Regions from separate parts of the Homo sapiens genome. Here region 1 is linked to region 2. A link is a loop called in an ENCODE intact Hi-C map of the cell type or tissue named here. Cell type or tissue: Caco-2. All regions are shown on one strand. Each heading gives the region's core, and the rest is flanking DNA. Links, peaks and the distances in the headings are about the cores only.

Region 1 (11,893 bases), core at 2,014-10,013, 180 kb before region 2:
ATTTTTTGTATTTTTAGTAGAGATGGGGTTTCACCATGTTAGCCAGGATGGTCTCGATCTCCTGACCTCGTGATCCGCCTGCCTCGGACTCCCAAAGTGCTGGGATTACAGGCATGAGCCACCGCGCCTGGCTGCTAACTTAAATAGAGGAAATAAGTCAAGCACAATTTTTTTTGTTTTTTTGAGACAGCGTCTTGCTCTGTCACCCAGGCTGGAGTGCTGTGGTGCAATCTTGGCTCACTGAAACCTCTGCCTCCTGGGTTCAAGGGATTCTCCTTCCTCATCCTCCCAAGTAGCTGGGATTACAGGTGTGCACCACCATGCCCAGCTAACTTTTTGTATTTTTAGTAGAAATGGGGTTTTTTAATGTTGGCCAGGCTGGTCTCAAACTGCCCCCCTCAGCCTCCCAAAGTGCTAGGATTACAGGCATAAACCACCACGCCTGGCCAAGTACAATTCTTTTGGTAATTCTTATTGAAAAGAAGTTTATTTTAATATGTTTTTCCAAGACTTTTAAACTTTTATTTGTTATTTGAAAGGATGTTATATTGTGAATTAGTGCAATTACAATATAGAATTCAGAAAACTATTTAAATCTTAAATGTTTTGCTTGAAGACCACGACTAGCCATATTAGGTAACATATTCTACCTGCTGGAAACCTATGCTAAGGCTTTACAGATACGATTTTATTTCATCCTCACAAGAACCCCGTAACATAGGTACCATTGCTATTGCTACTTTACAGATGAGGACACAGAGGATTAAGTGATTTTCCCAAGGCCGATTAGTGGCAGAACGTTGAGTTATTAAATAATTTTTTTTTTTTTTGAGACAGAGTCTTGCTCTGTCGCCAGGGTGGAGTGCAGTAGCGCGATCTCGGCTCACTGCAACCTCCAACTCCTGGGTTCAAGCAATTCTCCTGCCTCAGCCTCCCGAGTAGCTGGGATTACAGGCACGCACTACCACGCTCAGCTAATTTTTGTATTTTTAGTAGAGACGGGGTTTCACCATGTTGGCCAGGATGGTCTCGATCTCCTGACCTTGTGATCTGCCCGCCTCGGCCTCCCAAAGTGCTGCGATTACATGCGTGAGCCACCATACCTGGCCAAGTTATTAAATAATTTTTCTCAGCATTAAAATACTCTTAAGTACAGAGCCGGGCATAATGGCATGCACCTGTAGTCCCAGCTACTCCAGAGGCTGAGGCAGGAAGATCACTTGAGCCCAGGTGTTTGAGTCCAGCCTGGGTCACACAGTGGGGGCCTCGTCTCAAAAAAAAAAAAAAAAAGAAAAAGAAAAAAAAGCTTTAAGTACCATAGGGGAGAATCTAGCACAGCAATGTGAATGTACTTAATACCACAGAAGGGTACACTTAAAAATGGTTAAGATGATAAGTCCTATGTTACATATATTTTTCCACAATAACAAAAGATGTGACCCAATATGAGTTCGCCCATTCATACAAGAGTGATTTCAAGGTGCTGCTAGAAAGCAAACCTTGGCTTAGGAAGGCCAGATATTTGAATCACGTATGATGAACTGGAAGCATGAACAGAGAGCATAATGAAGACTCCAAACCCGGGTGCGGTGGCTCACGCCTGTAATCCCAGTACTTTGGGTGGCCAAGGTGGGTGAATCACCTGAGGTCAGCAGTTCGAGACCAGCCTGGCTAACATGGCAAAACCCTGTCTCTACTAAAAATACAAAAATTAATTGGGTTTGGTGGTGGGCGCCTGTAATCCCAGCTACTAGGGAGGCTGAGGCAGAAGAATCACTTGAGACTGGGAAGTGGAGGTTACAGTGAGCTGAGATCATCCCACCGCACTCCAGCTTGGGTGACAAAGCAAGACTCCATCTCAGGAAAAAGGAAAAATTAAAAGAAAAAAAAAGACTCCAGAGCAAGTGTTTGTCATCATCCTTATCTGGGAAAGACAGAGCATCTGTCACCCTCTGCAGGGAAGAACCTGTCTAAACTGTGAAGGGCCACATTTCACCAGGGTGCCCTAAAGAGGCAGGATGTATAGCTGTACCTTTCTCTGAGAACTTTCTCTGACATACTTCTGACTTTTTCAGCTTCAGAATATCCTTCTAAGTGACCATGCTACACTGTTTTTGTTTTTTCTTTTAATGAAATAGCAAAAAACACAAAGCAAATCTGTGCTGGAGGAGGGCAGTCCTTAGAATAAGAATAATTCTTAGAATAATAAGACTGATTGCTTTCGGATCGGAACTTCCACCTGCGGTGTGGGCGCCCACTCAATGCGGGCTGTTCTGTAGAAGTAGTGAGCAGAACTCAACGTTTAGTCATTATATCCTGCAAATGGAAACTGGGTAAACCTGAGTCGAATAATAAAGGAACTTTAAAATGGGAAATGAGACTCTTGGTCATAGCTTGCTCTCTTTTCTCACAGCTTCTGGGAGTGCAACATTTGGGGACAGCTGGATAGGAAAGAAACAGCAAATACTTTTTAAAAATCTTCTTGGAATAAAGAGTAAATCAAGCAAACAGTTATCAGTTCGTGAAGAAATATTTGTGAGTACCCTTTATACATGTAAAACATCCCTGTTCTTTCTTTGGGGAGGGACATATCTCACTCTGTCACCTATGCTGGAGTGCAGTGGCGTGATCATGGTTCACTGCAACCTCCGCCTCCCAGGTTCAAGCAATTCTCCCACCTCAGCCTTGCAAGTAGCTGGGGCTACAGGCACATGCCACCATGGTCAGCTAATTTTTAAATTTTTTGTAGAGATGGGGTCTTGCTATGTTGCCCAGGCTGGTTTGAAACTCCTGAGTTCAAGGGATTCACCTGCCTCGGCCTCCCAAAGTGCTGGGATTACAGGCGTGAGCCACCATGCCTGGCCTCAAATCCCTGTTCTTAAGAAGGTTGCTATCACATGGAGAAGATAAATACAGATCGATCATAGTGAGATGGACAGATGACTCTATATCTGTCAATGGGGAAGATATAAGAGACTACAAAAATTCAAAATGAGCCACAGTCTAGAGATTTTCAGGAAGGAAGAAATTACTATGGACTGCGATGGTCAAGAAAAACTTTACAGAGGGGGTCAAAGTTTGAACGAGGCCTTGAAAGCTGTTCAATGTTCTGGTAGGGAAAAAAAGAATAAGAATAGATTTCCAGGGAGGAGAACAAGCATGCACAAAGGCACAGAGGTGTCTTTGGAGCACTAGTGAGCAGCCAGTCAGGCTAGAGCTATGGGGTTAATGCAGTTCACTGAGTGAAGATCAGACCATCGCTCCCAGTTCTCTGCTCGCTGTCAGGTGACTGGGCAGTAACTTCCCCCAGAATGGGTGAAGCTTATTTCCTTGCTTCACTTACGTTGGGTTTGGCCATGTGACTTGCTTTGACCAAAAGAATGTGGCAGATGGGACGATGCATGGATTCTAAGCAGAGAGCTTGAGGTGCAGAGTGTGTTTCTGTCATTTGCCTGTACTCTTCCCATTGACCGTGGGAAGAATATGTCAGAGTTCTGTGCTATCCAGGGACAATAAGAGAGGCGTGGGGCCAGGCGCAGCGGCTCATGTTTGTAATCCCAGCATTTTGAGAGGCCAAGGCTGTTGGATCACCTGAGGTCAGGAGTTCGAGACCAGCCTGGCCAAGATGGTGAAACCCCATCTCTACTAAATATACAAAATTAGCCGGGCCTGGTGGCACATGCCTGTAATCTCAGCTACTTGGGAGGCTGAGGCAGCAGAATCGCTTGAACCCGGGAGGCAGAGGTTGCAGTGAGCCGAGATCGTGCCATTGCACTCCAGCCTGGGCCACAGGAGCAAAACTCCATCTCAAAAAAAAAAAAAAAAAAAAAAAAGACATGGACCTACCTAAATCTAAGTCTAAGTCATACTCTGGAGCTAAGGACAGGGAGCCTGCAGACCCTGGAGAGAGGAAATGTCTGTTTCTGCAAACCAGTGGGATTCTGAGATAGTATTTTTTTCTTTTTTTTTTTTTTTTGAGACAAGGTATTGCTCTGTTGCCCAGGCTGGAGTGCAGTGGATCATAGCTCACTGCAGCCTTGAACTCCTGAGCTCAAATGATCCTCCCACCTCAGCCTCTTGAGTAGCTGGGACCACAAGTGCATGCCATCACACCCAGCTAATTGTTTGATTTTTGCAGAAACTGGGATCTCACTATGTTTTCCAGGCTGGTCTTGAATTCCAGATTTCAAGTGATCCTCCTGCTCTGCCTCCCAAAGTGTTGGGATTACAGGTGTGAGCCACCATGCCTGGCCTCTAAGGTTGCCTTTCATGCATCAATACACTGACTAATCACACACGCCCACACTGGCTGGTGAGAGGATCCAGGGCACCGAAGTCATGGGTAGACCTTCCTTTAACACATTAGCCCATGCTGGGGACCATAAAGGTGATTACTGTATAACTTTCCTTCTAACCACACCTGGTCCTGGATGGTCAGAGACTGCCCTTGGTGGGCTGAGGGAGGCTGGAAGGGAATGGAAGAATGATGCCACAAGGTATTAATACTTTTCTCCCACAATAGCTGCCAGGCTGTGGCTGAGACACTTCTACACCTGGGCAAAGAAGTTGTGTTTCTGTCTCTGCTCCTCACTCATGCAGCCACCAGTAGAGTATAATCATCATCAAATTTCAGTTAAGAAACAGAATAATCTGTGGAATAAAAGTTGCCTAAAATATCAATAGTGATTATTGTTAAAGAGTGAGATTATGGGTGATTTAGATTTCCTTCCTTATATTTTTCTGAATTTTCCAACTTTTCCTTTTATGATAAATTGATATTATTATTATTATTATTATTTTGAGACAGAGTCTCACTCTGTTGCCCAGGCTGGAGTGCAATGGTGTGGTCTCGGCTCACCGCAACTTCCGCCTCCCGGGTTCAAGCGATTCTCCTGCCTCAGCCTCCCGAGTAGCTGGGACTACAGGCACACGCCGCCATGCACGACTTGTTTTTGTATTTTTAGTAGAGACAGGGTTTCACCATGTTGGCCAGGATGGTCTTGATCTCCTGACTTCGTGATCTGCCTGCCTCGGCCTCCCAAAGTGCTGGGATTACAGGCGTGAGCCACCATGCCTGGCCAGATATTATTTTTAAGTTAGCAAAAGAAAGTTATTAGAATAAATAAAAAGTAGCACAGTAAGGAACTTATCTGAGGAAATTACTTGAGGCACAATCTTACATGAACTTACTTTACCTCATGTAAGTTTGCGCCTTACGTGAACTGACTTTACCTTATGTAAGGTTGTGCCTTACATGAACTGACTTTACCAATTCCTTTTCTGAAAAAGAGATTCTTAGGGCTTCTAGCAATAAGAATGGCTTACGTTAATACCAGAATGATTTTCCATGTTCATACTCAGTCCTCAATTCTCAGATCTCTATTTTGGTTTCAGGTGACAGGGTTTAGGACACGCTATCCCAAACTATGGCACCTTGTCATTTGAGAAAACAGCAGAAGCAGGAAGGTCCCTCTCACCTTTTCCTGTCCTTCTCTGAAGCAGGTCTTAAAAGAATCCTCTGACCTTTCTCTAAAGTAAGTCACAGGATCCTTGTGAGACAGGCGCCCACCCTATACCCAGAGGAAAGGAATGTCCCTGTCTCTGAAGACACAGGGACCCAGAGAAGAATTGGAACAGGCCTTGCCAAGTTTCCCTCAGTTTATTTCCATTAGATCATACAGTTTTGTCCTGCAATCACACTTCTGCACGACTGTCCACAAAAATACCCACTTCTTCCTGTTTCTTCAGATCTTCATTTCTGAAAGCTCCTGTGTTACTTACATTAAATAAATTTCTGTGCTTTTTTTGTTGTTGGTAATCTGTCTTTTGCAATAGCGACCTCAGCCATAAACCTAGCAATGGGTTAGAAAACAGCTCTTTCTCCCCTACACAGGCAATGTCACTGATTTTTGTACAGTAGGCTTCTAAACTAAAGCTGCCTTTATGAGGATAATACTGTTCTACTGCCCCGGCCCACTTTCCCAAAAGAGACCACATCCCCTGTGCAAGAGAGTCTCTGTAGGGGAGAAAAAGTCTTACCTTTTCCTCACCCATTGCAGAGGTCATGGCTGATACCCCTAGAACAAGAGAGAGAGTAACAAGAGAAAAGCAACACAAATTCATCTAACCAAAGTTTTACGTGACATTGGAGCCTTCAGAAATCAAGACCCAAAGAAGCAAATTATGTATTTTTATGCTAAGTAGAAGACTGAACTCTGAGCTTTCTTTTTTTCTTTTTTAGACAGATCTCACTCTGTCACCCAGGCTGGAGTGCAATGGCATGATCACGGCCCACTGCAGCCTCGACCTTCTAGGCTCAAGTGATCCTCCCACCTTAGCATCTTGAGTGGCTGGGACTACAGGGATGTGTCACCCCGCCCAGCTAATTTTTAATTTTTTTATAGAGATGAGGTCTCACATGTTGCCCAGTCTGGTCTCAAACTCCTGGGCTCAAGTGATCCTCCTACCTCCTAAAGTGCTGGGATTACAGGTGTGAGCCACTGTGCCTGACTTTTTTTTCTCTTGCCAGGATTCCTTTTTTTATAAAAAAAAAAAAAAAAAAAGAAAGAAAGAAAGAGAAAGAAAAAGAAAGAAATGCATAGATTATATGCAATCTTGCCCAAATTCCTTCCTAAGGGCCAGGGGAGTCATAACCTATAAACCACAAAATCTCGTGAGACAGGTTTTTAATTAACCCTGTAGAGTGTAGCTTACTTTCCAACCTGATTCTGTTATAGTATCACATAAGAGACAGCAGACCTCCTTATCTTCACTTAGGCATTCCTTTCTGTTGACTTCAAGTCTTTAGATAAAGCTCAGTTCTTTCAACCAATTGCTAACTCAAGAATCCCTAAAATCCACCTATGACATGTAAGTCTCTGCTTTGAGATGCCCTGCCTTTTTGGGAACCAATGCATACCTTCCACATATTGATTTATGATTTTACCTGCAATTCCTGTCTCCCTGAAATATATAAAACCAAACTGCAAGCCAACTGCCAGGGGCATACTTTTTCAGGACCTCCTGAGACTGTGTAATTTGAGCTCAATCACTCGTATTGGCTCAGAATAACCCTCTTTAAATATTTTGTCATAATTTGTTGTTGTTTTTTTTTCATCATCAATCTGATGAAAGAAGTGGGTAATTACGGAGAAACATGATCTAATGGCAATAAACTGGGGGAGCTCAGCAAGGCCTGTTTATTTTGATTTGTTTCTGTGTCTCTGTGTGACACTCTTTACCCCCCGGGTATGGGGCAGGACGCTTGCCACAGGAGGACCTTCCAGGGGCAAAGGGAGGAGGTCAGAGAGTGATCTTTCTAGGTTTCGTGGCTTGCTTTGGGGAGAAGAAGTTGAGTTTCTATAATCTGCTTCAGGGGATAAATGCGGGAAGGAGAAAGGAGGGTGGGAGAAGGTCACAGAGATCGTCTGGCTTCTTAGAAGGTCCTTCTAATCTCCTTCGGTTTAAAGTACTCAGCATGCCACGGTGCCATAGTTTAGGGGCACTGTGTTCTGAGTGCTGGCATCCACCTAGGGCCTATTGACTGTTGAAGATGAGAAATGATGACATAAATTATTATTTCATAATAGGCACAATGGCTTTGTAAAGCAGAGGACAGTTAACCATGGGGAAGCCTGAGCCACTCATAGTGAGCCACCATTCAAGGCCAGGGTCTTTCTTTTTTTAAGAAATTTATTTATATTTTATTTTTTTTTAAAGAAATGAGGTCTCCTGTGTTTCCAGGCTGGTGTTGAACTCCTAGCCTCAAGTGATCCTCCCACCTTGGCCTCCCAAAATGCTGAGACTGCAGATGTGAGCCACTGTGGCTGGCCTTGGCCAAGGGTCTTTCAACTGTGTCCCCCCGCCCCTCCATGTCCTATAATTACATGAAGCCCCTCCAAGAGCATGCTGTGCAAATTGTCACATCCTCAGTCTTGAAGTGTACCATTTTCTAAAGTGGACCTGCCTGAGAATGGACGGCCCCTTTCACAGTTGCCTTTTTGCATGTTAGAAAGGAAAATCTCACCTGCACCCACACAGAATCTTACTGCCCCAGGGTAAGGCTCAAAGGCCCTAAACAAAAGGACAACTTGAAACACCAGTGCAGAGAAAGAAGAAGACTCATCACAAATCCTTTTGGAAGTCATGTGGATTCTAATTCTTTGCTTTCAACATAATAGAAGGTACCTAATTATCTGGTCAGCTAATGGATGAAAAGAACCATCATTGATCCTCCTGTGGCTTTTGGCTAGTACCTTGGAAGGAGTTCAAAGAATTGAATGGCATTCTTCTGTTCCCATCTACTTATTTATGTGAACAAGGTTTCTCAATATAGAAAGTACTCAACATCTGTAAAAATGAAAAACTGGAATGTAATTGATACGGAAATTCATCCTTTGATCCTGGAATTAACCAGGGGGAAAATGGCTCCACCTAATCTATTTCTAACATTAAGAGATGTCCCCTCCCCATTGTTTTTTTCTTGGTTTTTTTTTTTTTTTTTTTTTTGGAGATGGAGTTTCATTTCACTCTTGTCACCCAGGCTGGAGTGCAATGGCACGATGTTGGCTCACTGCAACCTCCACCTCCCGGGTTCAAGCGATTCTCCTGCCTCAGCCTCCCGAGTAGCTGGGATTACAGGTGTGTGCCACCATGCCCAGCTAATTTTTTTTTGTATTATTAGTAGAGACAAGGTTTCATCATGTTGGCCAGGCTAGTCTTGAACTCCTGACCTCAGGTGATCCAAAGTACTGGGATTACAGGTGTGAGCCACTGTGCCTGGCCTCCCATTTTTGCTTTTTATATTTAATTAATATCAACATTTATAATAAAAAAAGGTTTCCATGTTGTTTTGGTCAACTGTGATTTTTTAACCCTTAAGTGTCCTATGGTGACAGAAAAGAAAAGCTCACCCATCAATTTGTAAACATAATTAGTTGAAGAGGAGTATGGGACAGAGAATAATAAAAGACTTTTCAGCATATCAATATATTACAATAGGATAAATCTTTGTGGAGAAAATGAAATGAGAACAGTTCAAAGGGAAAAAAAAGGAACAATATAAAATGTCCCAAATGTTGAAAAAAGCTTACTGTACATCACCAAAAGTGAAGATTAATGTCAATTATGGACTTTGGGTGATAATAACGTGTCAATGTAGATTCATCAACTGTGACAAATGTGCCATGCTGGTGGAGGGTGTTGATAGTGGGGGAAGCTGTGTGTGTGTGAAGGCACGGGATATATAGGCACTCTTTCTATTTCTGTCCAATTTGACTGTGAATCTAACTGTTCTGAAAAGAAAGTCTATAAAAAAAATAAAAACTTATTCATGTGCTTCTTAAAAAGATGATGGTGGGAATCAAATTGTCATGGAACTGTATTTAGATTCCGTTGAATAGTTTTTTTAAACTGTCAACATTCAAAATATGTTGGACATGGCATTCTTCGTATCTATTTAAACTTGTAGGCTGGGTGCAGTGGCTCATGCCTGTAATATCAGCACTTTGGGAGGCCGAGGTGGGCAGATTACATGAGGTCAGGAGTTCAAGACCAGTCTGGCCAACATGGTGAAACCCCATTTCTACTAAAAATACAAAAATTAGCTGGGCATGGTGGCGCATGCCTGTAATCCCAGCTACTCAGGAGACTGAGGCAGGAGAATCGCTTGAACCTGGGAGGCAGAGGTTGCAGTGAGTCGTAATCATGCCACTACACTCTAGCCTGGGTGACAAAGCAAGACTCCATCTCAAAAAATAATAATAATAATACTTAATAAATAAACTTGTGATGAAAAAATTTGGATGTCAACAAACAAATGTGTGAGGTGGCACATGGTTTTTCAAACTTCTTCTAGGGTTACGCAAGCACAGAGTTTGAGATCCATTTATAGAGGAGCCATCGTCTGAGGTTGGCTATAGGGGCTATGTGGGAACAGATAAGTAAGCTGAGGAAGGAAGTCCACCAAAGGGAAGAAGAATGACACAGCTGTGCACAGGGACAGAGAGTGACAAAGAGAGATGGAGACCCAAGGGAGGGCTGGGACCAAGATGCTTGCCATCATGATCCCAGCAACGCTCCAACCCCTGCACCAGTCCCTGGGAGGCCTGACTGTACTTCCTATCTTTCATTCCAATGAGATGCCTCTGGGTCCTTTCAGTAATCTGAAAAAATTCTAATTAGAGCAATATCTGTTCTTATACCCAAGGATCACCACTGAGAGTTGATGGCAGGAGCTAACAGTGTCTGTGCACTCAGATTTCAGCAGTGGCTCTGGAGAACCAATGATGGTCTTGCACCCTCACCAAATCTCAATAGTTAGACTCATACTTGGCTCCCACCTCTTGGGAGTGAAGCTAAAACACAGACTGTTCCAAAAAGCTGATAAGTTACTTTCAAATGGAACAGTGCATAACAGCAGCCATCAGAAGAATCCATTAAGAGTTACTCTGTTTTCTCTCATTTAAAATGGGGTGATCTCCTATTGCCTCCCCAAATGTAGACAAGTTATCCTTTTGGAATTCCTTCCTAATTAAGCATCTTTCTGTTCACAAATTTGCAGAGTTTAGTTTCTCTATATTCATTTATTATAGATAATCTATTATACAGAACTTTACTGTAGATGATTGCTGAATTTCAGTTGAGATCAAACCACTTTACTTTTATGCATAACTTCACAATGTGGCAAGTGGTTTTCACGCTGGATTTGATTTTGTGAGGTAGGAAGTACAGCAGCATCAACCATTTTACAAACTGAGAAGTGAATTTAAGTGTTGTCAAAGAGCACACCAAGATCACACAGCAGGTGACATTTGAAACCTAGGTGTGTGAAGCCACATTTCCAGTCACCAGTGGAAATGGATGCCTAGCAATTATGCCTGCACAAGCATATCACTAATGTCTCTGAATTCTTACTTATTATTGCTTCTGAAAATGGAGCTCAAAGCCTCCCTCTGCATTCACTTTCTTGCCTCTCCCAGGCACTATCCCCCAAGACAAATAATTTGTAAAAGACGTCTGTTAAGTATTGAAGACTTCAGTATTGGTACTTTAAGAATGAAATTTTAAAGAGTTTTTTACAGTTTGATAATTTTCCAGAAAAACTGATATTCTGGGCCAGGTAAGCTCTTTCTTAATTAAGCTGCAAATAAGTATTAATCTGTCTTAGTCTTTTTTCTGTTGCTATAGCAGAATACCAGACAGTGGGTAATTTATAAGGAAAATAAGTCTATTTGGTTCATGGTTCTGGAGGTTGGAAAGTCCAAGGACATGGTGGAAGCTTCTGAGGAGGGCTTTCATACTGTGTCATAACATGGTGGAAAAGCAGAAAGCAAGTAAGCAGGCATGAAAAAGGCAGCAAGAGCAAGCTGAGCTCACTTTTATAACAACCATGTTGCCCAGGCTGGTCTTGACATCTTGTGCTCAAGCAATTCCCTTGCCTTGTCCTCTCAAAGTCCTTTTGGAATTCCTTCCTAATTAAGCATCTGGAATTACAGGCACGAGCCACTGTGCCCAGCTTTAAACAATCAAAGGGTATTAGCACAGGGCTTAGACAAGAAGACTTTAGGTATTTCAAATTACAAAGCCTCCCTTTTAGGAGCCATGACATCAATGAGAATGGTCACAGCCTGCTTCTCTCACTCTAAGGTCAGCAGGCAGAAGCCACTATGTATGCAGAGCACTGGCCAGAAGATAGATTCAAACACTGAGAAAATGGAAATACATTTACTTAAAATTGGCCACTTCAAAATTGCCTCCACTTCAATTTTGGTCTTTAAATTGGATTGTAGATTAGGAGAATGTATAAAAGTTGGCTTTTAAGAACATATTCTTGTGCAAAATAATTCATGAGGAGAATTTCTGCTTCCCGCTATGTTACAGTAGTAATGGTTTG
Region 2 (11,893 bases), core at 2,474-10,473:
CTGATCCACTGTGTACTGATTTTATGTTTTATGTCTTCAGAGGACAATCCCATTTGACTGCTTCTTATGCTGTTGATATACTGATGATAGGAGTGGCTAACTTCTTGATCTTCTCAGTGGTATGCAGGGCATTCTTCTGAAATGCATCTTGACCTTTAATTAAAACAAGGTAGCCTCTGTTGGAAGCCTTCTTGGAAATCCTCCCTGACATGGTACAGTTACAGATTAGGGTGTGTCTGCAGAACCATCCCAAGAACCATATTAATTGCAACTCTGTCGAGCAACAGAATTCCATTTAGGTTGACTGAAAGCAAAAGTAAACAGGTAGCAGAAGGGAATTTACTATGTGGACACAAGGGGTCTCCTATACCCCAGGATTAGAAGTGAAGTCAGACTTAGTAAGGAACTGGAGCTAGGAACTGTCAAGCTGTCTAGACTCTCTCTGTATAACCACTGCGTCCTCCTTTCTCTCTCAGTAGTCTGACTTTTTCTCTTGCTTCTTGAGTTCAAAAGGCAGAACAGGCCACCCTACCTTCTCCAATTACATCTCCCAATCCCAGCCTTGTGGGATCCCTATCCTTCTCTTTCTGGCTCTCTAATCACAAATTCTGGGGAGAAAAAAGAATTGATAAAGCCAGTTTCATTCTGATGCCAAGTGCTTATTCAAATAGCACTGCCAGGTACTGCGCTAAGTGTCTATACATTTTACAAATTGGCTCTGTGTCAGTTTGGAAAATGAGAACGGGATTGTGATTGAGTTGCAAATTACAGGCTATTTGTGTTCTTCATGTAGTTGTGTAGTGAAGGTCATGGAAATGACTTCATTTAATGTGGCTTCATTTAATGTAGCCTTTGGATACAACATAATTCAAATCAAAGAGGCTATCTGATTGGGGTAGTTTTGTGATTTAAATAAGTCTAACAAAGCAGGAGCCAAGCTTGCAACAGTTTTGTTAGTTGTTAGAGGTATTTCACTGAGGGAAACATCAGCATAATCACTGAATTCATGCTGGGCTGACGAACAGCATCTCTCTCTCTCTCTCTCTCTCTCTCTCTCTCTCTCTCTCTCTCTTTCATTTTCGGCCTCTTCTTCTCCCTCTTGTTACTCCACACTCTACACAGCTATTTGATAAATCCTTACAGGTGCAGATGCCAGTGATGTTCTATATGACCTCTCTCAGAAAAAATGACACTTTCAAAGAGGTCCCCTGCGAAGCACAATGCTTAATCCGAAAGAGTAGCCCTCTAATGGTAAATTTACCTGCACCTTGGAAGGACACAGCAGAGGATGAAATATTTTGGAGTGTGATGGGCAGAAAATTCCATCCTAAAGCAGACTATGTAGGTGGGTGTCCAATGGACAAGACGGAAGAGAATTTGAATATGTAACTGGAGATTTCAAAGCTGTTCTTTCAAAGATTATGCTTAAGTTTGGCAAGCATCGAGTTCAAAACTCTGGAGTTCCTCCTTGTAAAACATACAGCTATATACTGTTAGCATTCAGTCTGATGAACCATTAAATGTCCATGCACACCTCCATCTTACTCTCCTTTATTTATTTAAATTTCTAGCTCTGTGTAGTGAGAATGATCCAGCTGCCACAGGTAGAAGGAGATGCTTTATCTTTCCAACAATTAATAAAATCCCTATCTGCACTAAAGGAACCCCTGAACAAGGGATCTGTTCTGAATCTTCTGGAATGGTGAGTGCAGAACTTCTTCATCACCATGACTTGCAATGAAAGTTTGATAGTCAAATTGTCATGTGCGTCCATGTGAAGAGACCACCAAACAGGCTTTGTATAAGCAATAAAGCTTTTTAATCACCTGGGTGCAGGCAGGCTGAGTCCAAAAAGAGAGTCAGCAAGGAAGATAGGGGTGGGGCAATTTTATAGGATTTGGGTGGGTAGTGGAAAATTACAGTCAAAGGGGGTTTTTCTCTTGTGGGCAGGGGCGGGGGTCACCAGGTGCTCAGTTGGGGAGCTTCTGAGCCAGAAGAAGGAATTTCACAAGGTTAATCAATCAGTTAAGGTGGCGCAGGAACAAATCACAATGGTGGAATGTCATCAGTTAAGGCAGGAATCAGCCATTTTCACTTCTTTTGTGAGTCTTCAGTTGCTTCAGGCCATCTGGATGTATACGTGCAGGTCACAGGGAATATGATGGCTTAGCTTGGGCTCAGAGGCCTGACACAAATCTCTGAATATTACTGGAAGCAGAATGCTGATTTTATCAAAATGAACAGAAATAGCACCTCATTCAAATGCAAATATACAACTTAATTTCAAATGAGTTTTTCTAAGTTGGGATATTTTCTGATCCTTTCTAAAAATGCTTCTCCTTAAAAAAGGCCACATCATTTCCCCCCAAAAAAGACAACACATTTTATTTCTTATTTCTGAATTGTTTTAAGGGAGTCATAAAATTTTCAAAGCTAAAAATCTATGCACATTTACTTTCATATTTTACCCCTGAGAAATTAAAACAATATGTCACTCCTGAATAACAATTAGTACTACCATCTGTTACTAAAGACAGATGTAGTCAATAACCTTGTGCTTTTTGGCTTCCTGATTTATAAAAATGTTTTTATTCTAAACCTAATTTTTTTTTTTGGAAGAGCGCTGAGCCTTCTGTGACTACTGTAGAAAGCCACATTTCTGTTTAAATTATAGTATTTCTACAAGTAATCTGATAAAAGAAAAGAACATGCCTATCAGATGATACTGAATTAGCTGAAATTTTAAAACTACCTTAGTTATAACAGTCAGCCCTCCAAATCCACAGATTTCATGAAATACACATAGAAAATATTTAGGAAAGAAACCTAATAAGAATAACAATCAATACAATAATTAAAAAAATAAAACAATACAATATAACAACTATTTATGCATCATTTACATTGTATTAAGTATTCTAAAGAATCTAGAGATTATTTAAAATATAAGAGAGGACCAGGCTTTGGTGGCTCATGCCTGTAATCACAGTGCTTTGGGAGGCCAAGGTGGGAGGATTGCCGGGAGTTTGAGACCAACCTGACACACATAGCAAGAACCCTGTCCCTACAAAAAAAAAAAATATATATATATATATATATAGACGTGAGTAGGGGTTATATGCAAATACTATGCCATTTTACATAAGGGACTTCAACATCTTCGGATTTTGGTATCTGAGAGGTCCTGGAACCAATTCCCTGCAGATATAGAGGGTGGACTGCACTGATTCTTTGTGATATTAGAACAAAATTTAAATACGAATTGAAAAATTAGAAATATGGTCACATAACAAAAAGGAGAGAATTTGGGATAGAAGAGCTAATCACTGATTTGATGTCTACACCTGCATCTCTGAGAGCCTGCTTGTCCCCCTCCCCCTGAGGAGGCTCTCCTCCTTTCTATGTGACATTGACCCTTGTCCAAGCTGATTGGAATGAAGGTGGTCACCTGACCCTCAAAATGAGTCAACCAGAGTCTCTCTGATGGGAATCTGGAACTGCAGCATAAAGACTAAGGGAGGTTTACTTTATGCTGTTAAAAAGTATCACTGAGGCTGGGCGCAGTGGCTCATCCCTGTAATCCCAGCACTTTGGGAGGCAAAGGCAGGTGGATCACGAGGTCAGGAGTTCAAGACCAGCATGGCCAACATGGTGAAACCTCATCTCTACTAAAAATACAAAAATTAGCCAAGTGTGGTGGCACACACCTATAATCCCAGCTACTTGGGAGGCTGAGGCAGGAGAATCACTTGAACCCAGGAGGTGGAGATTGCAGTGAGCCAAGTTCGCACCACTGCACTCCAGCCTGGGTGACACAGCAAGACTCCCTCTCAAAAAATAAACAAACTGGCCGGGTGCAGTGGCTCATGCCTGTAATCTCAGCACTTTGGGAGGCCAAGGTGGGTGGATCACAAGGTAAGGAGATCAAGACCATCTGGCTAACATGGTGAAACCCCATCTCTACTAAAAATACAAAAAATTATCCAGGCGTGGTGGCAGGTGCCCATAGTCCCAGCTACTCGGGAGGCTGAGGCGGGAGAATGGCATGAACCCGGGAGGTGGAGCTTGCAATGAGTCAAGATCGGGCCACTGCACTCCAGCCTGGGTAACAGAGCAAGACTCCATCTCAAAAACAAAACAAAACAAAACAAAACAAAAATACTATATATGTATGTGTATGTGTGCGTATATACTACTGAGACATGATGTCAGGAATAAAGGTGAGTTCCATGATAAGACAGAGCCATACGCAAGAAAGTTAAAGAAGAGCAGGAACTCAGAGGCTCACGGAAGTGAGTCTGATACACAGAAAGAAAAAGATGAGAGATCATCTCTCGAGCCATTTCATTCCTTCACTCTGCCTTCAATCTTCCACCATTCATCAGTTGCAAGGGACAGGGTTATGAGAGATGAGGCAGAGAGATACACTAGACTTGACTATAAAAGTGGACAAAAGCTAAATTTAGGATTTTGAATTTTATCCTCAGCGTCCTGGAAGATATGAATCTGAAGTGGCCTGAATAGATTTGTTCTTGAAAGTTCTCTCTGGGTGCAGAGTGGCAAATCTGTTGCAGTGAATAGAGAGTGGATGCCTGTGGCTCTCAAAGCCCATGAGGGTTGAGAGGTGGGTAAAAGAGAGAGTAAATTCCCGCTAGCTTTTACTTCTGGTGTGCCTCAGCTTCCAATGTCCTTCAAAAGAACCTCCCCTTTCCTTGAGATTTTTCTGTTCCTTTTTGTTCAGCAACGAAATAATCCAAATTTCTAAGCAGAACTCCTAGGTAAACATTTCCACATGGTGTCCACAGTCACCTTAAAGTCACCACAATGGAACCCCAAGCCGCCTAGTTCCTCATCCTGTTCTTACTTCAATGAGTCTCATAAAACTGGGATGTACCCTTGGCTCCCGTGTCTCTTCAGCCCCCTACATCTAACTGGTCTCTAGGTTCTATTGATTTTTCCTCCTAGTACATTTTAAGTCCGGGCTTCCTCTCCTTCCTCTATCCCTCCTGCCCGCTGTTCTCACCGCAGCCTTTTCCATCCCTCTCCTGAACTGTTTGTTATTTCTGGTCTCCCCACCTCTCGTCTCTTCCATCCCTCATATACATTTCCTATAGATGCCAGTATTGGGGGAACCTGCCCCCAATATTTCGACGTAGGTTCTTTGTATTTTCCATAAGTGTCAGCCAGCTGAGAAATAAAGAGAAAGAGTACAAACAGAGGAATTTTACAGCTGGGCCGCCAGGGGTGACATCACATATCGGTAGGACCATGATGCCCACCTGAGCCTCAAACCAGCAAGTTTTTTATTAAGAGTTTCAAAAGGGGAAGGGGTGTAAGAAGAGAGAGTAGGTACAAAGATCACTTGCTTCAAAGGGCGAAAAACAGAACAAAGATCACATGCTTCTGAGGGAACAGGACAAAGGGCAAAAGCAGAGCTACTGATAACGGTACAACAAAGATCACAAGGCAAAGGGCAAAAGCAGAACTGATAAGGGTCTATGTTCAGCGGTGTACATATTGTCTTGACAAACATCTTAAACAACAGAAAACAGAGTTCAAGAGCAGAGAACCGGTCTGACCACAAATTTTCCAGGGCAGAGTTTTCCCCACCCTAGTAAGCCTGAGGGTACTGCAGGAGACCAGGGCGTATCTCAGTCCTTATCTCAACCGCATAAGACAGACATTCCCAGAGCGGCCATTTATAGACCTCCTGCCAAGAATGCATTCCTTTCCCAGGGTATTAATATTCCTTGCTAGGAAAAGAATTTAGTGATATCTCTCCTACTTGCATGTCCATTTATAGGCTCTCTTCAAGAATAAAAATATGGCTCTTTTTGCCCGACCCTGCAGGCAGTCAGACCTTATGGTTGTCTTCCCTTGTTTCCTAAAAATCGCTATTATTCTGTTCTTTTTCAAGGTGCACTGATTTCATAGTGTTCAAACACACATGTTTTACAATCAATTTGTACAGTTAACACAATTATCGCAGTGGTCCTGAGGTGACGTACATCCTCAGCTTACGAAGATAACAAGATTAAGAAATTAAAGTAAAGACAGGCTTAAGAAATTATAAAAGTATTATTTGGGAACTGATAAATGTCCATATTAAAATGCAATCTTCACAATTTATGTTCCTCTGCCGCAGCTCCAGCCGGTCCCTCCATTCAGGGTCCCTGACTTCCCACAACATGCCAGAAGAGGCTTTTCAAAATGTAAATCCATTCATGTCACTCCCTGATGAAAAGAAAGCATGAAATAAAGCAAGCCTGGTTTCAAAGCTCTGCACCTTCTGGCCCTAATTTATTACTCAGACTTACATCCTGTCATTCTCCAAACCAAACCTTGCAAATCCATTAACTTTTCATTAGACTTGCTTTCTGTTTTCTTGTCTCCCTTCCTTAATTCATCCTATATCCTTTACCATGAAGTATATTTCCTACCACACATCAACTTCTAGTCTCCTTCAAGTTCAGGAAGAAGAAAACTTTATTAGATCGTAGAGCACAGGGCAAGTGTGGGTATAGATGTCATCTGAGAATGTTGTTATTACTGCTAAAGTGCATCATTGTTGAGGATTTTATGTGAGATTTGGAAAAGTGGACAAAAGTCTAAAGGATATTAGACAATTATTTTTAGGTTATCAGGTCCGCTATGGAGCTTTTGCAATTATATGAGACCTGGAACCAGCTTCAAGAAGATCATGATCTGGCAAGTATGCAATGATTACTTTGTTCATATAGTGTATTTTCCAATATAGTGTATTTTCTTGGAAACGACTCTCTTTATCTTTGACAGGTAGATGTACACACACCCCAGACTGTTCTACAGGTTGCTGGCTTGAGACCCAGAGGCTTCTAGAAAACTAATCTTTATTCTGGTTCTCAGCACAGAGTGAGAAGTGAACTTGAAGCACGCTGGGAGAGCCTGGGGAGGAGGAAGATAGTGCGTTGGTCCTTGAGGTTGTATTGTTGCCTGTATAACTATGATGAATGAGGTGCCCCAGCACAGGTGAGGTGATCTCTAACACACTCCACATGAGGACTGCCTGGGAGGAGGGAGTTAGGCTTCTAGGGCCATCTGCAGTTGTACATCCGCTGGTCAGGATTTTTGGAGTCCAGAAGAGAAGCTTGCACCTCCAGCTGTCCTGGATGATATTGCCGATCTCTGCCATATGTCATGACTTTACTCTGTGTCCTTTCTATGAATAACCTTTTTCACTTACCTAGGTCAATCTCTTCCCAAACTGTGGAGATCTGAGCCAACACAGATATGTGTCAACATGGTATCAGCTTTCTTTATTTATGTATTTGATCCCTTCAGGTTTTCTGAAAGCTATGCCTTTAAGAAGTGCTGAGCTCTGATGTTTTCCTGAGTGAATTCTTTCAAATGTTCAAGAAATTAAGATAATTATGATGCTTTTATAACTGCACCAGAGCACAGAGCATGAAAAGACTTTTATAAAACCAGCATATACATTTTGATAAAAATAGCACGAAAAGAAAATTATAGACTTCTCTCACATGTGAATATCTATGCAAAAATCCTAAATGACAAGGCAAATAGAATCCAACAATAAACTAAAAGAGTACACAAAGCCAAAAGGGTTTATTCTGAGACTTTAAGAAAGGTTTAATATTAGGATATTTATTAATGTAACTCACCGTATATATAGGTCAAAAGATAAAAATATATAATCACATTGACAGGTATAGAAGAGGCATTTGATAAAAGTCAATGTTTATTCCTGACTTTAAAGAAATCATAGTAAAATACGAATAGGTGAATACTCCTTTAACATGATAAAAGTACATCTTTCCAACCGAAGTGTAGGATTATACTTATGGCAAAATACTGGAAGCAGTCATATTAAAGTCACAAATAAGGCTAAGATACCACTATTACTACTACTATTTGACATTAATTTACAAAAGTTAATCTTTTCTTATATCAGCAGTAATTAGTGAGGAAATAAAATGAACAGATCAAGTCTTCTCACCACAAAGATGTTTGCAAATATCCCTACAGAGGGATTTAAAAGAAGACAAATAGTGAGGTATTCTCTACTCAGGGATAGGAAGACTTATTGGACATACCAATTCTTCCTGAATCAATATGTGCATTCATTCTTCTTCTTCTTCTTTTTTTGGATGGAGTCTCATTCTGTCCCTCAGATTGCAGTGGCACAATCTCGGCTCACTGCAACCTCTGCTTCCTGGGTTCAAGCAATTCTCCTGCCTCAGCCTCCTGAGTAGCTGGGATTACGGGTGCCCACCATTACTCTCGGCTAATTTTTGTATTTTTAGTAGAGACGAGGTTTCACAATGTTGGCCAGGCTGGTCTCAAACTCCTGACGCCAAGTCATCCACCCGCCTCAGCCTCCCAAAGTACTGGGTTATAGCCACCACATCCAGCCCAATGTGTACATTCTTTAGGATCCCCATGTAAAATTAGATTTGGGGTGGAATTTATCAAAAATAATTCCAAAGTTCATCTATAAAAATAAGTATAAAATAATATTAAGGAAAATTCAGAAAGAGAAGAGTCACGAGAGTAGAACAGTCTTATAATATTAGGCTGTGTTATGAGGCAGTTTTTTTTTTGTTGTTGTTTGTTTGTTTGTTTTTTGAGATGGAGTCTTTCTCTGTCGCCCAGGCTGGAGTACAGTGGCGCGATCTTGGCTCACTGCAAGCTCCGCCTCCCGGGTTCACGCCATTCTCCTGATGAGGCAGTTTAATGTAATGGCTAAGGGATAGTCACGAGGGCCAGACAATCTAGGTTCAGATCTTTACTATTCCACTTAATATGTGTGTGCACTTAGGTAAATTACTGAAATTCTCCATGCCTATGTTCTACTTGTAAAACATGTAAAATAGTGCCTGTATATAATAAGCATTCAACAAAACTTAACCATTGCCATTATGGAGTGACCTTAATTAATAACATAGGATATTTGCATTGTAATAGATGGTGTAATCAATGGAAAGGAATAGAGAATTCAGAAAAAAATGCAAGAACTAATAGGATTACAGTATATAAATAAAAGTAGCATTTCAAATCAGTAGGAAAGGTGAATTACTAATAATGTGGGACCAAGTGGTTAGCCATTAAACATGGATTCTTATATTACTTACATTGCACTTTATTAACACACTTACATTATATTATAGCTCAGAACAATTTTTGGTTACAGTGAAGACTTAAATGTAAGAAATACAATCACAGAAGTACTAATAGAAAACATGAGTAAAAATCATTTTTATAATCTTGGGATATGGAAGGTCTTTACAAGTAGTCATAAAACCAGAATCCATAAAGAAAATGCTAATAAATATGCTTGTGTGAAAATTTAAGCTTTTTTGTGGTGAAAAGAAAACCAACAATCAAAATAAAAATAAAAGCAGCCGGATGCAGTGGCTCATGCCTGTAATCCTAGCACTTTGGGAGACCAAGGCGGGCAGATCACGAGGTCGAGAGATTGAGACCATCCTGGCCAACATGGTGAAACCCCATCTCTACTAAAATACAAAAATTAGCTGGGTGTGGTGCACCTGCAGTCCCAGCTGCTCGGGAGGCTGAAGCAGGAGAATCGCTTGAACCCGGGAGGCGGAGGTTGCAGTGAGCCGAGATTGCGCCACTGCACTCCAGCCTGGGCAACAGAGCGAGACTCCGTCTCAAAATACATACATACATACATACATACATACATACATACATACATACATACATACATACATAAGTAATAAAAGCAAAAACAAAAAGTCCTCTGTAGCTATAAAAAAAGAGGACATTGACAAAACTTAAGATTGACCAAGTTTCTGGGCCTGAAAAAAGAAAAAAATAATTGTTTTTGTGCTAGGGAGGAAGATGAAGAAAAGACAAATGTGGACAAAGAGGGAGGACAGGGCTGACCCTGGGCCATGTCACTGTCTCTACTCCTCACGTAGCCCTAGCCAGGAGGCCTCCCTTTCCCCCAACCCTTTTCTGTTTTCCTGTCTCTTCTCTTCCCATCCTCCTTGTGGCAGAAGCAAGTTTTCCTCTTTTACTCCTGGGCATCAGTTTGGTCATTTTAGAATAGGACCTGACCTATAGTAGGTACTCAATAAACATTAGCCATAACAGCAATAATAATAATTTAAAAATTATCTGGTGTGTTACTTCATCTCCTGCAAATACCCATGTCCTCAGTGTCTCATCTCCCATTCCAAAAGGCCCTGCAAAAGGATTTTCTTTTTTAGTGTTCATTTTTTATCGATGTATCATAGTTGTACATATTTTTGGGGTACATGTGATATTTTGGTACATGTATACAATGTGTAATGATAAAATCAGGGAAACTGAGATACTCATCGTCTCAATCTTTTTTCTTTATATTGAGAACATTACAATTCTCTTCTAGCTAGTTTGAAATATACAAAAAGAGTTTTCTTAAACAAATGCAATTACCATCCTGAGAGGAATTATGGTGCCAGAGTTAACAGACAAATGCGTGTATGTCTATGTGACTCTCACATTCACACAAACACAATACTTAGAAATATAGCCTCACGCATTTGTATATTTCTCAGATTTTGCCCTGTGTTTGCCTCCATGTTCAATCACATATGTAAATACAGAAACATACACATATACCTCAAATATGTTTATATAAGTCAAATTTTTCGATGCCTCTATAAACCTGTATCTTTCTACATCTATATGTTTGTGAATGTATAGAAAGACTCCAGTGTGATGGAACCAAACCTCTTCATGGAGATTATCTCTATGGAATGGGGTTGTAAAAGGGCTTCCAGCTTGATTTTCATCTTTCTGCATTGGCTGGATTCTCCACGTTTTATTATTTTGGCAAAAAAAAAAATAGACTTAAAAATAAAACAGAGTGTTGAAAGAAAGGAGTATAAATGGTAAAATGAGGACTGAACATATTCCCAGGTTTTAAATTTTCAGCAAAATACATGAAATGATTTTATCGCTATCGTATGAATGCAGGATGGTTTCTGGAATCTTGGACTCTTTACTTAAAAACAAACCAACAAATAAAAGTTGCTGGTGACCCTCCCTCCTTAGCACAAGGGCACGGAATGAGTGGGCATCACGTGGAGAAACACGCAGCCAGTGCCTCCATCTCTCAGGAGCCCATGATGCAATTGTGGATTATCCAGTCTCCTGACTTTCTTCTCCTTGCTCTTTTTTAACATGTTTACTGTTTCTTCTTATTTTTAGGGGAAGGGGAATGAAAAGAGAATAAATGTAGAACTTAAAATTCTAAATGTCTCTCTCCCTCGTCCCTCCCTCCATCCTCCCTGTGTGTGTGTGTGTGTGTGTGTGCGCCAGCGTGCACGCGCGTGTGTGTGTGTGTGTGTGTATTTTTCCTAATTTATATTGTTAGGTGTTTTTAGTGGAATCTCACAGAACCTGTGAATACTGGCAAGTAATATAACACCCTGCTTGTAGCATGTAGAGACAGACTGTAGAGCATTTTATGTTTTGAAAGTTCTGTTAATTACGCCTTGCCCATCTCGGTGATAGCATTCATCAGCATGCTGGCAGTGTGGCTCAGAATCTCCTGTCTCTTGATTTAAACATGCTCAGGTCCAAGCTCTGCTTGTGAAAGGAAGTTGAGGGGTCTAATTATACATGAAGAATCGATAAATTGCAAAAGAAAAGATTTGCCCCCCAAGAGCCACAATAGATAATTAGAAATGGAAGATGAGAAAATGGCAAGAATACCAAATAATAATTTTTAGCATGTCCTGAGAAATTGAGGTGAAAGTCTTTATGAGCCAGAAATTTACCAATGATGAGAGCACTCACAGAAGCCACTTGTTACTGAGGGAAGATGACCAGCTCTTCAAATAAAAATGTCATTGTGCTCCATGTTTCTGGTGGTGTAAAA

The links. Peaks named below come from ENCODE experiments on the same cell type or tissue, not always from the same donor. Only the 100,000 strongest peaks of a DNase experiment are listed, where the experiment ranks them.
Region 1: it touches region 2 in a loop (7-fold over the local background); 1 of 110 quality-filtered maps calls a loop at or near these places.

What each region holds. Positions count from the first base shown.
Region 1 is chr10:26,519,626-26,531,518 of GRCh38, reverse strand. The region is part of intron 8 of APBB1IP (amyloid beta precursor protein binding family B member 1 interacting protein); the gene reads right to left. Among named protein-coding and RNA genes, the nearest start is that of LINC03028, 54 kb to the left of the region's middle. RefSeq lists a silencer at 2,005-2,054. In Caco-2, for the core only: no CTCF peak of the experiment used is centred there; a DNase peak (open chromatin) is centred at 6,918.
Region 2 is chr10:26,342,727-26,354,619 of GRCh38, reverse strand. No RefSeq gene overlaps it. Among named protein-coding and RNA genes, the nearest start is that of APBB1IP, 90 kb to the left of the region's middle. In Caco-2, for the core only: no CTCF peak of the experiment used is centred there; a DNase peak (open chromatin) is centred at 5,569.